3 separate regions of the Homo sapiens genome follow, and all the other regions are linked to region 3. The links are chromatin loops, found by intact Hi-C in ENCODE. Cell type or tissue: PC-9. All regions are shown on one strand. Links, peaks and the distances in the headings refer to the core of each region. The heading gives the core; the rest is flanking DNA.

Region 1 (7,015 bases), core at 941-5,940, 79 kb before region 3:
ACTATAAAATCAACTTTATATGAGGATTTGAAAAATATGCTTGAGCAGGGCTTGGCTGAGTCTGAGGTTGGCTTTAATCTTCAAGTGTTTTTTCTTGCCTCCTGTTAGTGCTTGCAGCACTTGGGCTTGTCACGTAGCCCCTGTTTGCCTGTTATGCTGCTGCTAGCCAGTTTTTTTTTTTTTTTTTTTTTTTGGTGACGGGGCTGGCATGGGGTCTTGTTAGGTTACCCAGGCTGGAGTGCAGTGGCTCTATAGTAGTCCTAGCACACTATAGTCTTGAACTCCTGGGCTCAAGCCATCCAACTGCCTCGGCCTCTAAGTGGATGGGACTACAGGTGCACATCATTGTTCACCTCTTCCTAGCCACAGTGTATCCCTATTCGGCTAAGTGAAGTCCAGCTGCCACTCTAGTGCTGAGTAATTACTTGTTCATTAGAAGTTCTGCCTTTTGACTCTGTAGCACCCTTGAGTCTTGAGGAACATAGAGGAAACTGTTGAGAATGTGTAAGATGGCCCTTTTGTTTGGCTTAGGTTTCACGTGGCCTAGGAGGAGAGGGACTATGACTGTTTTATATTCTGGCCTGGAACTCACCTGCAGGTGACACCCTTTCAAAGAATATGAAAGACTTCTGTAGTGTGTCACCCTCCCCTCCCTCCCATACTTTTTAGTCACTATTGGGCAACGTGTCGTCATTTAAATGGCGGAGTTCAGTGGTAGACTTTAGTTTACACATGCAAAATAAGAAAGATATTAGTAATCGTCTGGTGGTGCACATTTGGGTGAGTAAATTTGCCAGGGCTTTTAGAAAATTAAGCTCTATTCCATTCATAGGGATTTAATAAACTCAAGCAATCACCTCCTCAGCCCACCTTCTTTGCCTCAACATTCAGTTTAATTACTTGTTTACTTGTGTTGTCTCCCTACTCTTTCTACCCCCAAATGCTGGGCTGTGAGCTTCTTGAATGTAGGAACCATGTTTATTTTTTGTACTATTGGGTCTCCAGTGTCTAGCAGAACCCTTTTCTCATAAGAGATGCTCAAAGCTGACCTTGTGCCCTGTTTGAAAAGGCTTTATTCCAAGTGGTTTAAGTTATATTAAAAATAGGCTATGTGTTACAGTTGAAAGAAATAGTCAACTTGGGTTCTGGTCCTGGCCCTGCCATTGATAGAAACTTTACTATGATGCTGGATTGAACAGCCTTGGATTATTTCAGTCTGGGCATCTCATTATTCATTTGAAATATTTCTAGTGTGAAAGGCACATCAAAACATACCCCTTCTGTTTCCTATTGTCATTGCATTTTGGTATCTGTACATCACTAGATCATGAACTTTGGCAGGTCTTTGCTTGTTTTTCAAACACATCCCTGTTGTCTTTTCATTTTTCCCACCTTTCAACATTTTGCCAACATAACTTTCTTGGTTTTTTCTTCCTGAGAAGTATTTTAATGCATTGTCTTTGGCCCTCTGCAGAGAATGCAGCCCACAGGCAGTTCTGCCCTTTGCTATAACCTTAATTAAATCAGCCTCTGTCAGGACAGACTTCGACTTTGGTTCTTTCTTTGGAAGGCCAGCTGCAAGGCTGGTGACGCGCCTGCACTTGCCATTGTGTGCCTCTGCACTGCCATCCGTCACTGCCAGCAGGTTGGAAGCCTCTCTTGAATCTTCCCAGCCAGTTGAGAACAAGGGCGAAGGGGGATGGTCTAGGATCACTGGGAAGGAAGGGAGAAAAGAGAACAGCTTTTCAATAAAAAGAATTAAGGAGAAAAAGAAATATGAGAAATATTAATAGGAAAAAAGGAAACCGAAGGGAATAGAGAATGACTGGTAGGTACAACGACCTTTTTCCCTTTTTTCTAATTTTCTGGGTTGAAGAACAATCTATCTCTCTGCAGTTTATCTTCTAGTTCTTTACTTCCACCTAGAGGCCTATGTACTTTGCTCTCTTTTTATTTTTATTTTTGGTTGCTCAGAGAGTGTTAGCTGTTCTTAATTGCTACCCTTCCTCCCCGCTTGGTCTGTAGTAGGTCTGCAGTTTTTTCCTTTTATGTTTTTCTTTTTTTGGGCATGATAATACATTTTAACCTTTTGGCCGTATCAGCCTCATTGGCTTTAGGGTCAAGCATTACTTCTCATAGACTTGTTTAACATCGTTGGAAAAAGATAGGATTAATTAGTATATTTGGGATCAGAAAAATTAGACAGCTGCCTCCTTTACCTTGCATAAATGACAGAAACATAGGAATGAATTTTAAATATTTCTTTAAAGTCATTTATTTCACTTTAAGAAGTTTTCACTTGGTTCACTTTTGGCATTAAACATTATAAATAGCAGCTCTTTGTTTTGAGGGATTCATATTTTAACAGGAGAGTCCAATGTGATTTGCCGAAGATGTGGCCACTTTAGTGAAACTGTGGCTAAGTTGCTCATCTGAATTCCTTAAATACAGACCATAGGCATTTCTTATTTTGTTATTATCAGGTTAAGCAAACTCTTAGTATTTATAGTTAATTTTTGTTTTTCCAGAGATTTATTTCCTAACTATAGTTTTTTAGTAGTTTTCTAGCAAAAAGACTATAGCTTAATACAAAAGTAAATTTTTAAGCAGGAAAATAAATCTTTCAACTTTAAATAATACTTATTCTAATCCAAAGCTTAGTATCTTTTTTTTTTTTTAAGTAAATTTAGTCTTTTTAGGACTATAGGTTTGAAATATTCTGAAGAAAATAAAAATACTTCACCGCAATATATGGCTTCCCTGGTAAAATGAGTATTTTAAATTAAAAGCCTTTAGAGATCAAAAAGTTCCTGGAGAGACTTTTCCCCTACTACAAAGATAGGACTGACCCCCTGCCATCCCCCCCCCACCTCCCCGTACCCCCCAACAAGGAGAACAATTATCCCTGCTTCTTTCCCTTTTATTTCATTATCCGTTGCAGGAAGGACCAAAAATCTAACCACATCCGAACAGCCCTATTCAAGATAAAGACTACCTCCACGGATCATTTAAATTCCAAAAAGAACTATCTAGAAGTCAATTTCTGTTTCCCCATCCAATCATTCTCCCTAGTAATCATTTATTCCCTCAATAGAATTCCTCCTCTTCTCCTTCCCATAACCTTTTTTACCAGGATCCAAGCCCTCATTCTCCCTGGAACCTCAGGATATCATACAACTTCTGTGCCTCATTGGGAAGTTGGGTTTTCCTTCTGAAGGCTCCCATGCTTACACATTAAATATGTCTTTTCTCCTGTGAATCAAACTGCCTCATGGCAGGGATTTTAGTGAACTTTCAGGGAGCCAAAAGCCTATGACCCCCACAGTTTCTTATACTTTCGCTGTATTATATTTTAATAGGTTTTTGGGGCAGGCAAGATTTTTTTTTTCTTTAAGGAAGGAGATAATCTGAGTGATACGTGGTGTGAATCTAGAAGTCTGATGCATACAGATGTTTATTATAACAATAGCTTAACTTGGGAATATCACTTATATGTGTCTAAATCGATCAAATAGATAAAGCAGGTAGGGACATATAAACAATTAGGGGTTCTCAGTCCCTTGTCCTTTCCCTTCATAGGCAGAGGTTTATAATTAAGAGTTGGTGCATTTCCCTTCTACCTCTGAACATTGACCTGGCTATAATCTGCTTAATAAAAGTAAACAAAGATCTGTGTAAGTAAACTAACTGTGCAGAGTGTCTTATTTCTTGGAAACATGCCAAACAGTTGCAGGTGATTGTGACTCATACTGATTTTTGAGAGTTGAAGGAAAAAGACAAAAGCGCTGTGACAAGGGCAAAGAAATAATGGAGAATGCGCCTTGTGGGACAGTGTGAAGGCATGTCCTGTGGAAAATCTTCTATTTTAGGAAATCAAAATATTTTACCCCCAAATATATTTCTTTGACATATTTTGAGATGTCAGCAAACAGCAGCAAACAGAAGTCACCCTGCAAAGCAGTCTTTTATGGGGGAAATTTGCATCTATAGAAAATATGCATTAATGCAGCCAGGCTTTCTCTTGTCCGGTTCTAGGAAGGATTAATTAAGTCTGACTCCTTACAGATCTGAAAGAGACATTTGCCGTCTCTCCTCTCAGGGGTGCTACCTGTGAGGTTCGGTTCATCTACATAACAAGACCACCTTTGCTTGCCAAGCCTCCTTACATAACCTGTCTTACAGCTAAAACCTGATTTACTACTGTAACCTGTTTTCGGCCATGCTCTGAGCCTGCATTCTTTCTCCAATTTCTAGAAGGTATTTACACACTTCTGTACCCCACCAGGGGGTTGGGTTTTCATTCTGAAGTCTCCTGTGTATAACACATTAGATAAAGTTTTGTGTCTTTTCCCCTGTTGATCTGGCTTTTGTGAGTTGATTTTTCAGTGAACCTTCAGGTGGCCAAGGTCCTTGGCCCCACACCTGTTTAGAGGTCTAAGGGTTTTCAATTCTTTGAGAGTATGCTAATACACAATCGAGCAGATCTCTGAATGAAAGTTGACTTAATTGTTTCAACCATATGTCCGTTTTCTCATAAATAGCTGTATGTATAGACCTAGCATTTATGTTGAATTCTTTGCAGTGGTTGTTTTTTTAAAAAATGTATATTATCCTGTGTGCTCTGGGAATAGAATAGGTGATACATTATATTCTGCTAAACTACGTATAGAAAGATTCCTCCCTACCCAAACTCTTTGAAAACCTTTATAATAGTTATTTAAGTACATAATCTTCTTGAGAGTATTGGTCACACTTAATTATTTATTTGAAACTTGCGGAATTAGAGGACCTAAAAAGTCTGCTTTGCTAAGGTTATTTTCTAATTGAACACTTTTTTATGTACAGGGTATTTGTTGAGTTCACTGTTTGTCAATGGACATAATCTGAATCTAAAACAAAACTAAATGAAACGCCCTAACCCTGCTTCCCCTCAAACCAAACCAAACCAAACCAAACCAGAAGATCTAAATGGTGATCCCTGATGGTTATTCTTTGTTGTGTTCTTCTCCTGAAAGTAGGAGGTTGGGAATGTGGAATTATTAATTGAAAATTCAAGGCAGTTAGAATCTGGTTAAATATTTTATTAGGTCAAAAGTACAAATAATTATAGTATCATCTGTTTTCATGATAATTCATGCTCACTCCTCTTTTTACTTTTTGCTGCATGTTTTTACTTTTTGGGCATACTAGTGAATGTGTTAGATCTTCTAAGATCGTAATAAAAGAAAAAATGTTCTTAGCCAAATTTTGGCCAGTTGTACTGAAACTCTCCGAAAGCAAAAATTGTAACTTGACCCTTAGGTTGAGTATTGTTTAAAAAATTATGTCCTTGATCAAAAAAGAACTGACCTGATTAGATCGTGCCAACTTCTTGGCTCTTCCCACAAGCCTGAATCTTCCATTCAAAAATTAGTTTTCTTAAAAAGCCTAGGCGTGATTTGAGAGAGCTTAAATGAATCAAAAGTATTGTATTTTCATTAGTTGTTCAATATGAGGGGATGATGGGGCCAATATGCATTTCTTGGACTGTGTGGCTGTGGCACCTTCTCTGCATTGGGTTGGAAGGGCTAGATTATTTGGGGGACTGATGATATAGCCTAGGGGGCAAGTGTCCTCAACCACCATGTAAGTGATAAGTACCTTTGTCTTGCATATTAACATCTCAGCAGCTGAAAGAACACTAAAATCCCTTTTAAAGAGCTCCTACTAGTTTTGAACTGCTGCCGCTTTCTCTGTGTTGAGAAGCCTTTCTCTTTGATCACAGCATTGAATGGCTGTCAACATAACAAAATAAAGTGGAGTGGAATGTTTCTTTTTTTCTGTGTGCCTACTGCATTTCATAATGTGTAGTTAAAACTATTACAAAATATTGTGAAAGGTTGAATTTATCTAGGTAGTTTGCTGCTCTTTATCTTTAGAATTCCTTCCTGCAGTTGTTAATAATACCTTTTAGTCACCTATTAGTTTTCATACTAGAATTGCATTTTATAAGAATTAACACATAGACTTTTTTTGCTTTAAGTAGTATTGTTCTCAATTTTCTCCTGAATCAGAGAAACTGATATAGAAATTAGTCAAATTGCCCAGAGCCTCAAGGATGTCAAAGAAGGATTAAATAGGAAATTTCTCTCTCTCTGTCTCTCTTTCTCTTGTGTGTGTGTTTGTGTGTGTGTGTGTGTGTGTGTGTGTGAGAGAGAGAGAGAGAGAGAGAGAGAGAGAGAGAGGAATCTGTAGTTGAAGAGATTCTTTGGGAGTATGCTTAGACAAAATCAAATTGATTTCTGAATGAAAGTGGACTTAATTTTTTCAACTATTTGTTTCCTCCTCAATAACTACATGTATGTATATACATATATATATACACACACACATACACACGCACATATATATATGCTAGGTATATATATATAGGTATATACATATACGTGTGTATATATACATATATATATATATATATACACCTATATACATATATATATAGCCTATCTATCTATCTATCTATCTAGCATTTTTGCTTAATTCCTTGGCAGGAATTTGTGATCTAAATTCAACAATCATTTGTTGAGTATCTACTGTATGTTGTATGTAAGCTTTTGCGAGAATACCAATCACTCCTGGTCTCAAGAGGCTTGTGGTCTGCTGCAGATGGACAAGTACATAAATTAACTGAAACATAAGGCAAAAAGTAAGATGATCCTGTAAGAGGTTTTTTTTTTTTTTTTTTTTTTTTTTTTTGTGAGACAGAGTCATGCTCTGTCACCCAGGTTGGAGTACAGTGGTGCAGTCAGTTTGTTGCAGCCTTCACCTCCCAGGCTCAAGTGATCCTCATGCCTCAGTCTAGTGAGTAGCTAGGACTAAAGGCACATGCCACCATGCCCAGTTAATTTTTTTGGTTTTTAATAGAGATAAGGTCTCACTCACTATGTTGCCCAGGCTAGTCTCGAACTCCTGAGCTCAAGCGATCCTCCTGCCTCAGCCTCTCAAAGTGCTGGGATTACAAGTGTGAGCCATTGTG
Region 2 (7,015 bases), core at 1,177-6,176, 75 kb after region 3:
CTCCATTAAGGCAGGGATTATGCCTATGTTGTCATGTAGTAGGTGCAAAATGCATTTAACTCAAATATATGAACTATAGATTCCTGTAGGCAGGTGCTAAATCTCATCTGCCTGTTTTATTTTGCAACATGGACATAGTACTATGTTGTTATACAGTTTTCAATTACTATTTATATTTTTCTCTTTTTGTGAAACAGAGTCTTACTCTGTTGACCAGGCCAGAGTGCAATGGCACGATCTTGGCTCACTGCAACCTTCGCCTCCCGGTTTCAAGTGATTCTCATGCCTCAGCCTTCTGAGTAGTGGGGATTATAGGTGTGTGCCACTATGTGCCTGGCTAATTTTTGTATTTTTGGTACAGATGGGGTTTCACCATGATGGCCAAGCTGGTCTCAAACTCCTAGACTCAAGCAATCTGCCTGCCTCGGCCTCCTAAAGTGCTGGGATTACAGACGTGAGTTACCATGCCCGACAATACTTCTTATTTGAAATTACCACTCTCTGTTAGACCATGTGATCAGAAAAAAGAAATGCTTTTAATATTGGACAAAAGAGGAGACTAAGCCTGGCTTAAGCAGTCACACAATGATATTTGAAGTATTTTCCATTGTAGCTTTTCAACTTTTGGTCCTCTGTAATAATGTAGGTGACTAAGCCCTTGTTGAATTTCCAAAAAGGGAAAATAGAATCACAGAGCGCCTTAATTGGAGGATTTCCAAACAATTAAAATGGTATTTGATGGTGATGTCTAAAAAAACTGAAGCAAGAGTGTGTCAAATACATCATATATGTCAGAATTAAAGTCAGGAGTCTTAACTCCCAGTCTCATGGTTGGATAACTTTGTTCCATTAGCTTAGCAGGCAGATGTCTTGGAGGCTGCTGTACCCACTATAGTACCATGGTCTGTGTCATATCCATGAAGTCGGAATCTAAGGTTTTCAATCTAAGATTTTCTTCCACAAGTTTTGGGCTCCATTGAGCAATTGCTTTAACCAGCATAACAATTTTCACTTTGTTTTGCCACTTTCTCAAAGCATATTGTGAAAGTTTAGAGACCAGAATTATATACTTGGCACGGAACAAAGTTTACGGAACTCCCTGGACATGGCCTTCGGCTCAGAACCAACTGGCAACTCCAGTTGGTTAGAAGAGTCAATTACATTTGTAAAGGTTTTCGTTCTTAGAAAAGCATACTCGAGGAACAATTAGGAAAACAATCTCTTTGACTTGGCTGAGATGAGGCTAGAAATATCATCTGTCCTAAATTTAAATTTGTTGGGGCTGAAGACAACATAAGCTCTATTTTTGATGATTACAGGTCATGATTTCCACAGCCTGACTGTTTTTGGCAACATATTATTGTGTTAAATGGCACATAAGCAGTTTTCAAATTCAAACCATGAGATTTTCATCCTTTTTATCTCCCCTATTTGCTAATCATAGCCTGCTTTTTCTAGATCTTCTCTTTGGCTGTGCTATTAGAGAATCCTAATCAAAATTTCCTTAGGGAAGATTCTTCTTTGAGTTGATCACTGAATACACTTTTTTTTCTACTCATCAGACCACTCGTTGTGAGTAATTGAAACCTATAGATGGCCTATTGTCTAGTTTAGAGAACTGAGTCAATTTCTCTTGGCAAAAAGTGGCTAGGGCATTGAATTGAGATGGAGCATCTATCTACTATAGGGGAGAAAAGTTTGCTGCCAGATCAAGTTGGAAGATCATCTCCTCTAAGTCATATGCCACATTATTTATCTCGCTCTACTTTTTTCATTTCTACTGGGCAAGTTCTATTTACCCCCAATTCTTACATACAAAATTGTGTGTGTTCATTTTTGCCCTTATGGTATGTTGGATACAATGGAGGCCATCTGTCTTTTTTATTTTCCAACAGTATGTTCACTTCTTATATGATGCCTATTAAGAATTGTTAAAGTGAATTAAGTATGGCCTGACAAGGACTCTGTACTTCTATATTTGACTCTTTGTGGACTAACCGTAACCTAACTTAATAGGTAGACAAGATTGAAAACCTAATTTAGGAGTATGTGCCGGTAACAATAGCTGAGTCTTGGCCAATCCCAGCAGCCATACTTCAACTACTCACACTGCTGAGTGTTCAAACTGTGTTCAAATAAGGCAGACCCCAATCTGTAACCAATCCAGCTGTTTCTCTACCTCACTTCCAATTTCTGTACATCGCTTTGCTTTGTTTGTCTATAAATTTGTTCTGAACCTGAGGCATCCATAGAGTCTCTCTGAATCTGCTGTGATTCTGGGGGCTGCCTGATTCGTGAATTGTTCATTGCTCAATTAAACTTTAAATTTAATTTGGCTGAAGTTTTTCTTTTAAAAGTACAGAGGAAAACATTGCAGCAATTCAGTGTTTCTTGAAGGAAGCAGAGAAAAAGTCCTTCTGTCTTCTGCATTCTCTTCAAACTATCTGCCAGGTGGGCTCTCACCTCCTCCTCTCTGAGGCATCAGCCCAATAGAGGAGGCCTGGGAATCTGTGTCCTCTACCTTGTTACCTTATTCTTTCTTTAACCATTATTCTGTAAGGAGCAGTCTCAGGTGGCTTCCTACTATTGGAAGGAGTGTCCATTCTACATTCTGTCGGAGCCTCCCTAAGGTCATACAACATGGATCTTGATGCTAAAGATATAGGATGACTTGGAACTACGGATTATTGAGAATGAAAAGATACCACTTTAATTCCTCTTTCTCCAAAATAAAACCCTATTTTATTATTATTATTATTATTATTATTGAGATGGAGTTTTGCTCATTGCCCAGGCTGGAGTGCAATGACATGATCTCAGCTCACTGCAACCTCCGCCTCCTGGGTTCAAGTGATTCTCCTGCCTCAGCCTCCTGAGTAGCTGGGATTATAGGCACCCACCACCACATCCAGCTAATTTTTGTATTTTTAGTAGAGACAGGGTTTCAACATGTTGGCCAAGCTTGTCTTGAACTCCTGGCCTCAGGTGATCCACCCGCCTCTGCCTCCCAAAGTGCTGGGATTTACAGGCGTCTGGCCCCTATTTTATTACATTACAAAAAAGGGGCTGTAGTAGTCATATTTTTGTAACCTACTTGAAAATATCATGGACAGCTTTCTATGTCCTCAAGTATAGGCCTGCATTGTTATTTTCATTAACTCCATGCTATTACACCATAGTATACCTGACCTTTATTTGTTAACTTAAAAAATGAAGGATTTCATTAATAGAGCTCTTTTGTAGTAATTACTATGATTTCTTTCAGGCCAGAAAGTTGCTACTTCTGTACATTGGCATATTTTTCTCTAGCTGTTAGAAACTATTCAAGTCCCTTAAGGCTTTTAGAACATCCTAAACTTGATGCTCATATCAGCTATTAACAGTCAAACAATTGCCGGTGAGATTATAAAGTCCCATAGAGAAGATTAGAATGAATTTCAGAAAAATTCCCTAACTTTCAGAATCTACTGATTAACAGAATTTAGATACCTACGTCTAGCTAAAGCTGGGCCTAGGTTCTCTGGACTTATGTTATGTGGCACCATCATTATTCATGTGATGTGAGAAATAACCCACCTCAAAATGATTTGTCAATATTTGAATACCCTGAAATCTCACCTACAATAACTTCATTATTTTACCTTGCATTTTTGGTTCCATGGTTATGAAATGCTGTTGCTGTTGGCATCATTTATGCTATGATATAAATGAGCTTCAGAAGCTGTGTGTGTGTGTGTGTGTGTGTGTGTATGTGTGTGTATGTGTGTTTTCTCACATCCCTTCTTGAAAAACCATTGTGAGAAGAAAAGCGGATAATCATATTGAATATCTAATGCAGGAAGGTGGCCTGATGGGTATGGAGGGGTGGAGGTGGGGCAAGGGTGAAGGTTCCATGAACTTGATGTCTGGAATCACTACAGGGTCATTTGCCTAGTCATAGTTTTTCCCAGCATAATTTCTGATGGGAGCATAGATGACAAAGAAAATTTCAAGCCTTATGAGGAATAAAGGGAAAATTCTCATGCCCCATGGACAGATCTGATAAGGAGCTTCAACAAAAAAGACTTGTTTTATAAACTTGAAATGAGGAGAGATTTTCTTTACCATTCAACAGATGGTAAAGGAACCACAGGCAAGAGAGCCTGAAGATGCTTTGCAGGTCTAATTTACTGTCAGTTGAGCGCCCCCTGGGGGATAGCCAGTGGAGAAGGTGGTCCAGGTCCCTGAATATTGGCCATTTTCCTCTTTTGAACAGTCTTTGGGGCAGTGCCTGATTTGACTTGGGAATTAAAAGAGGCTTGAGGCTCATAATCATTTATAAGGGATCAGTAATAATTCCAGCTCTGTTTATGTTCAGTAGTTGTAAGATTAAGGTAAGTGGCATACTTTGCAATCCGCAGGTTGCCACAGGGATATTAGCAATCATTACCGCAATGACCACTCACTCCCTATAAGGCTGCCTGAGATCTCATATGGAAGAGAATATAATTTTATTTTCATAAAAACCCTAAGAAGAAGGGAAGGAAACTACTTTAATTTTCCAAAACGAAGCTAGCTTTATTTTGTCTGATAGTAGAATACATAAAATATTATAGAATATGTTTATATAGAATATTTTAGTAATATACTGAAATGTGTAGAGTATTCAAACATTAACATAACAAAGAAAAGAGACTACATCTTTTGAACTTTGGAATGTATCACTAAATCACCCTCCAAAGAGACTAGATCAATAAATATACTTACCAGAAGTGTGTGAGAGCAGCCTATTGCTTGCACACTTGCAAATCCTGGGCTTTGTCCATCTTTTTAATTATAACCAATCTGTTGTTTTTTTTGCATTTCTTTGATTACTAGTGAGGCTGAACATCTGTTCATATATTTACTAGCCCTATTTCTTTTTAAATTGTTTATTCATTTTTTTTTTACCCTTTTTTCTTTCTCTTTTGTGCTGATTTATAAGAACTTGAGGCACTATGGGTATTTACCCTTTTCCTGGCACATATGTTGCAAATCTTTTTCTCCAGGTGTTATCTTTTATCCTTGATTGCAATGTGTTTGTTATTTAAAAACTTTGTTTTATGCAGTTAAATACAGTAATATTTTCATTTATGGTTTCTGGCTTTAGCACCATTGCATGGAAAAACTTTCCTTATTTAAAGATGTAAAATTATTCACCCCTAGTTTCTTTGAAAATAGCATTTATTGAATGTCTACATATGCCAGGAGCTATGTTTGGCTTATTACATGTATAAGTTTATTAAATTTTCACCACAGTCTTATGAGGTAGGTATTACCATCATCTCCATTTTGCAAATTAAAAATTGCAGGTTGGAAAACTGATTTACTCATGATCACCAGGCCGAGAAGTGGTAGGCCCATGCTTAGAGGTCAGACTTCTGACTTCATGGAATATAAACTTTCCAAGTATTTAATATCCAGAGATGATCCTGCCTACAGATATTAAATTTGAATAAATTCATAAATTAGAATCTATTACAAATACTTTCCCTGGAATAAAATGCCCAATCTTGAAAAAATTACTTTAATAGCTTCATGGGTGCTAGATAATAAAAAAAAAGTAGTGAATATGGCTGAGAATGCCAAGAACCAGTTTATAGAGCAAAATATATTAATTTCCATAATGTAGATGAATAGACTATTTGGGTTTTTGCAGTAAAGAAAGATTTTAATTGACGTGAGGCCAGCCACCCCATGTGGGAGAAGAACAGAGTTATTACTCAAATCAATCATATTGAAGGCTTGTAGGTTAGGTTTTTTTCCAAAGGCAGTTTGGGGGAAGTGATGGGGGTGGCTAGGCCTTACTGCTGATTTGTTGGGTCCAAGATGAAACCATAGGGTTGTTGAAGCTGTCCTCTAGAACTGAGGTGCTTCTAGGTGGGGCATGGAAGTGTGAAATCATCAGTCAGTGAGTCCAGGTGGAGTCATGGGTGTCACATGTATATAAAACCTGAAAAGATAGTTCAAAAGGTCAATCTACAACAGTAAATTTGCATATTTTGTGACCAGTCTACACCTTAGCAGAATTCAGTTTCCTCTCCTCCCCCTAGCATGAGGGCCTTTTGTTATCTATACAAAGGTGGTTGAGTTTTTGTGAAAGTCCTATTATCATTTGAACTATAAATTCAATGTCTACCAAAGTTAGCTTAGCCTAAGCCCAGGAATTCTTAAGGGAAAGGCAAGATGGGGAGGGCAGTGGGTTAGATCAGATCTCTTTTACTACCATCATGTTCTGTTATAATTTATGCAAAGGCAGTTTCAATGTCACACATTTCTGAATCACTTCTAGCAACATCAAACTAGCAAACTACAAAATGTTCTATAAACAAGCTAGCCAGGCTCTTGCTAAGATGAGAACTGTTTGGTAAATTTTAAAAAACATGAAACATAATGAAGATACTGCTATTGATACGGATTTTTCCTCCTGATACTTTGAGTTTTGGCTATTTTCAGAGATTTGTGGAGGAGATTAGATGTCCTAAAATTATATGGAAAAGAAGTTATTAATATTGACTTGAAAACTTCATATTACAGAGAAAAGAGTGCTTTTCCTTGATCAATCATTCAGTAGTTGAAAATAACTCCCAATATTTTAAAGCCAAGGGAAAAAAATACATAGCATGAAAAGACAATGGGCTGTATTTTTAACCAGTGCAATGCTGAAAAAGTTCGCAGAAATAATTTTATTTTAACTTGCTTAAGAAATGTAGTATATGTAACAAATAATATCCAAAAAGGGCTGTGTTGTGGGTTTTTTTTTGGCTGAGATTGCGGTTAAAAAAGAGAAAATTTTGTAAACTTGGGTTAATCTTCTAAAAGAGACAATTTCATTTCTTTAAATTATACTTTAAGTTCTAGGGTACATGTGCACAACGTGCAGGTTTGTTACATATGTATACATGTGCCATGTTGGTGTGCTGCACCCGTTAACTCGTCATTTACATTAGGTATATCTCCTAATGCTATCCCTCCCTCCTTTGCACACCCCACGACA
Region 3 (7,008 bases), core at 1-5,000:
ATTTTTTTTAAAGCTCCCTGGATGATTCTAATATGCAGCCAGGTTTCGGAACCACGGCACTAATATAATAGGCCCACTGTTTAACTCCAGTCTGTAATTTTTTTGTGACTAAAACAAAATTGCATTTACCTATTATTTTTATTTGCATTTCCTATATTACTCACAAAACTCCCAGCCCTAAACAAAGCATTTCTCTATTGTCTCTTTTTAATAGAAGCTTTTAATACAGTTTTTAGTCCTCAGTCCTCTCAAATCATTAAATTGGTTCTATACACTGATATATACATTTCAGGGAATTGGGAGCTAGCAATCTGTTCTATTTCTACCAAGAAAATATATTCAAAGGTGATTTATAAGTTCATAAGCATTTTCCATCAGGTGAGGCAGTTGGTTGAGCTCCAAAAATGTGGTCGTCCACAAATCAGCCAGCTGACGAGCAACACAGAGGGCTCTCATGTATCCACAGACTAGGGTTTAAGTCTTTGCTGTGATTCCTGCCTCTCCACCTGAGTCAGCATGCCATATATTATCTTCAGAGGCTGGAAGAGAGTGCTGGCAAGAAGATGAAAGGCAGACGCACCATCTCATGGACTATGACTGCAAAGCAGCCTCTAAGCTGATGTTTAGACTCGGGGATGGGAAGAGAGGATTTATGACTCCTCTGTTCTCTAACTTCATCAAGAGACAACACATCCTCATGCCATTAAAGTGGGTTACTTTGTCTTGAGGAGGGGAAGGTAATGAAGTGACAGATCGAGGCTTGAGTGCTTTAGATAACTACAGTAGGTTTTCATTCCTTAAGAGATGAGGTCATGTTTGGATGTGTCTGGTTGAGAAGCATTTCAGTAAGAAGGAATGAGCTTAGTTAGTTCAAGTGTTTTTTTCTGTTGTTCCTAGTAGATAAACACAATACATAGATTCAATGATGACAATGTTTGTTAATTTCATCATGCAGAGTTGGAGCTTACTTCTGGAATTCTTATTTGGTTTCCAGATACTTATTAAACAATGTTTAATAACCTGAGAAATTCCCCTGGAGGTAAAGACCTTTAATAGGGCAGCAGATTTGTATCATTACTGTTAGTTATGATTACATTATTACTGTTATAACCCAGTGTGCTGGAAATGTGAGCAGACACTATTTAAGCTAGTTTTCAACAAAAGGTCATGGAGGGAAAAAAAATAAAGGAACTCCATTCCTGGTTCCTTGCTCACAAATGGCAAAATGCTGTTCACAGACTTGCTAGACCATTTGAGTCATTTGGAAGAGAAAAGGTTTTTTTGTTTTTCCCTTATTTATCTTCAATTTGAGAAAAAAACTAATAAAAGGATGCTTCAGTAGGCCCTGGTGTTGTGGATAAGGGCACGCACACTTTTTATTTTTATGTGGTAAATTTAGAGAATGACTGACTGAACTGTGATTTCTAAATGAGGAACTGTGCCCCACAGGACATCCAAAATTATCAGCCATAGCAAGCTGTGAACATGTTATATCTGAAAATACAGCAAAGGGTGGACCAGAAAACATCTTTATAGATGTGTTTTTGTAATTTTCCTAAGAGGGACAAAATAATTAGTCTAAATATGAAAAATTAAGTTTTAAAGTTCATCCATAGAAAAGCTGGCTTCATGATCACAATTGAAAAATCCGAGTTGGCAAACCTCTGCCTGCAATTCTGAGCTAGGAATCATTTTTATGTTTTTAAATATAACAAAAGAAAGAAAAAGAAGAGTAATATTTTATGTGGTGAAAATTCTATGACATTTAAATTTCAGTGTCCATAAATCAAATCTTATTGGAACACAGCCAAGCTCATTCTTGTATACTTATTAACTGTGGGCAATTCCTGCTGCAGGGGTAGAAATGAGTAGTTGCTACAGAGACTGTCAGTCCAAAAATATGTACTGTTAGGCCCTTTACTGAAAAAGTTTACCAACCTTTGATCTCAGTGTAGTGTAGACCAGCGTTCATTGTCCTGTTCTTGGAACCTTACCACATTGTCAGAATTTTTTAAATAGCAACTTAAGGAAGAAACCTGCATCAGAATCGCCTGAGGTGCTTGATGAAAATGCAGGATCCCAAGCCCCAGCTCAGACAGGAGAACTGGCGTTTCCAGGAGTTGTGAAGCTGGGAATATTATGTTATAACAAGCTTTCCAGATGTTTCTTGTGAACACTAAAGTTTGACCATCTCATAGCATGTAGTGAGGCTGTTCTTCCTTTCCCTCTTTCCCTTCAACAGAGAACACATCTGAACAAAATTGATTTTTTTTAACCTTAATGATTCTATCTACACAGTCTTCCCTAGAACTTTTTCTGACTAGGGCAGATTTCATATTGGGCAGAGTATGTGGCTGTTACTGGGGCAAAGGTTTGGAGCCCGTGATTAAGTCCTCCCGCCATGATGCCTGAAATACCACTACAATGATTCCTTTGGCTACAGTTATTCCTACTCTGAAATCCCAGCCATTCTTTATTTTCTGCAAGTTTGTTTTATTATTTTAAGGATTTTGAAGGAAAATGTACATTTGGCCACAATTAGGCTGCACAGACTAACAAAAACATAAGTTTATTTGCTTTTTGATGAAACTATCCACCCTTTTTACTAATTTTACATTTATTGAAGCTCTGATTGATAATTTCAGATGTATTTTTTTGTGAGGTAGAATGAATCATTTCATACAAGCAGTTTGCTTTGTAAGCAAAAACCTTTTAATGCATGAACTTTATGGAGGGCTGCAGGAGGTGGCTGAGTAGTGGATAATGAGATTGACCCTTGCCAGGGAAGAGGGTGGGTGTGGGAGGTTCACCTTCTCCCATCAGCCCATGTTGATTGTCAACATCCAGTTCCTGAGGGAGGAGCGCCTGGGTCAGGTAGGTTTCTGATGTGGGAGAACGCAAGACTTCCAAGTCTTAGGAGGCAAGAAACATCCTTAGCTCCCACTATGGGTAGGAGAATGAGAGAATTCCGATGGGAGAGAAAGATGACAAAACTTGTTGACTCTTTCAAGAGTGCATGCAGTCAGTTGTTTTTTAAGTAAAATAGTTCTTAGAGGAAGTGAAGTGGAGTCAGGGTAAAGTGTCTGATACAGTTACTTGCTGTAGGTATGGTTGTTTTGCTGACCAATCTAGGTTTGATTCCGCTAAGGCTCTCTACTTAGCGGTGGTCCTAGGAGCAGCTTCCTCCTGAGCCTCAGGTTTCTCATCTATAAAGTGGATCCATTAGTAACTTTTGTGAAATTACAGGGGGGATTAAATGAGAACAGCTGTGGCTCCTGAACATGGCTGGTCATCAGAAACACGTGATGGTTTGTTTTCTAAAAAATTAGATTTCTAGACTCCTGTGAATTCTAATTTAGTAGTGTTTTTGTTGTTGTTGTCTTGAGGGTTAAGGATTAGGGAATGTGGATTTTTAAAAAACAAACTTCTAAGATTATGCCAGTTTTGGGAACCACTGAGGATACCTGATGCAAACCCTGCCCTAGTTTCGACACACTCTGTTGCTGTTACTTGTATCTAGAAAATGAGACCTCAGGCCAGGCAATACCCATTTACTGACTTGGTTTGAACATCACGAGGTTTGCATTCATGCTCTTAGTTGCCCTAGCACCATAACTCAACAAATCAGCTGTGTACAGACTGGAGCTATGAAATGTGGAAAACAAACAAACGTGGAAAACATGTGGCTTTACCCTGTTCTGCTGCTAGTATGTATAGTTTTTAGCTCTTCATTCTTGTGAGAGGAAACTTTAGTTCAGTTAATAATTTGTCTATTCTAACCCCTCTGTACCATAAACTAACAGGGATCAGAAGCATCTCATTTCTAACTATCTCTCAGGTTTTTTTTTTTTTTTTGAGACAGAGTCTCGCTCTGTCGGCTAGGCTGGAGTGCAGTGGCACGATCTCGGCTCACTGCAACCTCTGTCTCTCAGGCTCAAGTAACTCTTCTGCCTCAGCCTCCTGAGTAGCTGGGATTACAGGTATGTGCTACACGCCCGGCTAATTTTTGTATTTTTACTGGAGACGGGGTTTCTAGTTGGCCAGGCTGGTCTTGAACTCCTGACCTTAGGTAATCTGCCCACCTCGGCCTCTCAAAGTGCTGGGATTACAGGCGTGAGCCACCGCACCCAGCCCACTATCTCTCAGTTTTTTAACCACACACAATTTCACTTTTCCTTCCTATCAAGTAGGAAAAAATGCTAACATGTAGTGAAATGGTTTAGAGCTAAGGTTCATATAACAAGCTGAGCTGAGTTGAAGGACTTGGAAAATGAGTGCCTTTGACAACAAACCTTCCCGTGTTTCTGTGCCCCATTTCTGCTTAGTCACACCTCTGCCCCCTCCCAACTGCCCAAGTTCCACTCCTGTGGCCCTTGTTATACTGGAAGACCACATTCCCAGAACTGTTTCGTAACTCATGCTCCACTGCTGCTCACATGTTTTCTTCTAACCCTCAGGATCCTCAGCCCTTGCTAAAGTATTTCAAAATCAGGTCAGTCCTTATGTCTAAAACAAATTGTCTCTTGGGAGACAATGTGATTTTAAATATCTGCCCACAGCACCTTATAGTTCTAAAAGTAATGTGTATCTGGAATTTTTGTTGACATATCTGATTTGTTGGCTTTTAGAGGACTTTTGCCCTCCAGCAGCATATCGACCTCCATATGAGACTGATTTCGTCTGTGTGTAGAGGAAGTTACAGATCTGGAAAATTCACACCCTGGAGAACTAGTCACTGGGTAGTGAAGTCAGTACATCTACAGGATATGAGTATTTGTACTTGAGTAGAATCCCTTCTGATTACCTTCCGGAAGGTCATGGATTATACTGTGATTTTCCTCCAGCTTAAGCAATGTTCTCAGAACACAGATACTAGATGAGAAACAGTACCTGGCTCTGAAACATATAATCTACTCAGATTCCAGGCCCAGGGTCCTGGCCACAAGAAAGCATGTTTATCCTAACATCTTCCTGGAAGCTGTGCTCTGTGAGCACTGGAAAATTCTTTCTTTTTGTAATGTCTTGCATTTCTATAAGTCACCTGTTTTAATAGCTAAGAGGAAGAGATTTGTTAATTATAGCTTTCCTTTGTTGCAGCTCTATATTGAAAACATATGCCAGAAAAGTTAAGGAAAGATGCAAGTGGATAGATGATACATAAACAGGATTAGGAATCATGAGGATTAGGGGCTTCCTGTGCAGTTTTTTCCAGGAACTGACCCCAGGAAGAGGGTCAGTTACCAACATAAAATTATTTTTGTGAGGGGAAGGTGTGATTTTATTATATTGATTATATTTTATTTTATAATCAATATATTTTATAATCAATATAATTATTGATTATATTTTATTATATAGATTATATTGATAATCTAAATTTTCTGGCTGTTGTTTCACATTCCTTGAAATGAGTCAATTTGTTGATTTCAGTCATAATTTACTGTAATATTATCTAAAATAATTGGATTTAAAGTCGATAACAAGTGTAAGTGTTGGATATTTTGGAGAGTCAGATTCTAAATTAAGAATTTAGTATTTTTATTGTTGCTACCTAACACAAGAGGCTCTTTTTATTTGGTGCTAACTTTATCTGTTTACAGAAGACAAGTGGCTAATATGAAGCATAAAGGTAGCGAGTTTTAGACTTAAAGAATGGTAACATTGGAAGTAAAAAATGAGGAGGAAGAACAGTGACTCTACCTTGGTTTTCTTTCAGTTTTCCTACCATCTCTGCTCTTCCACTAGCAGGTCAGAGCCAGTGGACTCTATCTATTCATTGAATTTCTGAGTGTGCTTCAGTGAGAGAATATTTTTCTAAACAAATTCTGCCCTCCTTGTTACTTTGTGTGTATGTGTGTGTGTGTGTTGCTCTCATAGTCTGAGAGTTCATTTGTTGTACTAATGTAATTATCTTGCTGAGGGCTACAAAAATAATGTTACACTGGTGTGTGTGGTAGGTAGACTCCTGCTTCAAGGGAAAAGTTAAATCTGTTAATTACCATGGGGAAGTTAGCTACTTAGATATACCCACCTGCTTAGTATGAGTTTCTAAGTTTAGAAGGAATGAGGGCTTAGCTTCTCTCTGTGGTCAGACTTCTGTGAGTCAAGTTGCATTGAAATGGGCTGTTGAATAGTGGATGTTAAGGTTTCAGGTACCACTTGGAAAAAGAACAGGTTATAAAGGGGAGGCTACCCTGTATTAAAGAATATCATCTTCCCTGGACTCTGGCATTCTCTTTTGTTTACCAAAGCCAAGGATTATGTTTCTTAAAGTGAGGTTTATGGCCAATATCCATCAGAACTATGGAAATTGCAGATTTATGGACTCCATTCTAGGTGGATTGCGTTAGAATCTTGGGTTGAAACCTAGAAATCTGCCCTTCAACCTAACTAGTGGAATGAGTCAGAGAACCTGGAAATGATGTGTGACAAAGATGGCATTAAAAATCAGCATGTAAATGATAAATTATTCAATAAATAATGTGAGAAAAATTGGTTTTCCATATGGAAAAAAATGTGATTAGATCCCTACCTCACACCGTGAAACAAAATAAACTCCATCTCACATGAAAAGTATATTCATCCCAGTAGCCCCCAAAGTTTTACCTGATTCCAGCATCAACTTTAAAATCTAAGTCCAAAGTATCATCTAAATATAATTCAAATCAGATATAGGTGAGACTGAAGGTATGACTCATCATGGGGCAAATTATCTCCAGCTGTGAACCTGTGAAATCAAATATGTTATGTGCTTCCAAACACAATGGTGGGACAGGAACAGGATAGACATTTCCATTCCATTTGTAATGCCATCTTTGTCACACGTCTATTTCCAGGTTCTGTGACTCATTCCACTAGTTAGGATGCTTATTTAAGGGCAGAAGAGGGTAATGGTTCCTGAGCAATTCAAAACCTTAAAGCTTGAAAATAATCTTCTTTGACTCGAGGCTCTTCCTGCCAGTCCTAGCGGGGTTGAAGTTCCCCTTTCTGAACCCACTGGGGCATGGC

Evidence for each region. Peaks named below come from ENCODE experiments on the same cell type or tissue, not always from the same donor. Only the 100,000 strongest peaks of a DNase experiment are listed, where the experiment ranks them.
Region 1: it touches region 3 in a loop (5-fold over the local background); 20 of 110 quality-filtered maps call a loop at or near these places.
Region 2: a loop joins it to region 3, with 6 times the contacts of the local background. A loop is called at or near these places in 14 of 110 quality-filtered maps.

Annotation. Positions count from the first base shown.
Region 1 is chr9:71,755,682-71,762,696 of GRCh38, reverse strand. The region is part of intron 1 of CEMIP2 (cell migration inducing hyaluronidase 2); the gene reads left to right. Among named protein-coding and RNA genes, the nearest start is that of CEMIP2, 9.3 kb to the left of the region's middle. RefSeq lists an enhancer at 5,205-5,848. In PC-9, for the core only: no CTCF peak of the experiment used is centred there; DNase peaks (open chromatin) are centred at 3,716 and 4,196; H3K4me3 peaks cover 1,421 bases; H3K27ac peaks cover 1,610 bases.
Region 2 is chr9:71,601,822-71,608,836 of GRCh38, reverse strand. No RefSeq gene overlaps it. Among named protein-coding and RNA genes, the nearest start is that of CEMIP2, 160 kb to the left of the region's middle. In PC-9, for the core only: CTCF peaks have their summits at 3,982 and 4,181 (motif pointing left); no DNase peak of the experiment used is centred there.
Region 3 is chr9:71,675,727-71,682,734 of GRCh38, reverse strand. No RefSeq gene overlaps it. Among named protein-coding and RNA genes, the nearest start is that of CEMIP2, 89 kb to the left of the region's middle. In PC-9, for the core only: no CTCF peak of the experiment used is centred there; DNase peaks (open chromatin) are centred at 924, 1,954, 2,344, 4,404 and 1 weaker place; H3K4me3 peaks cover 723 bases; H3K27ac peaks cover 5,000 bases.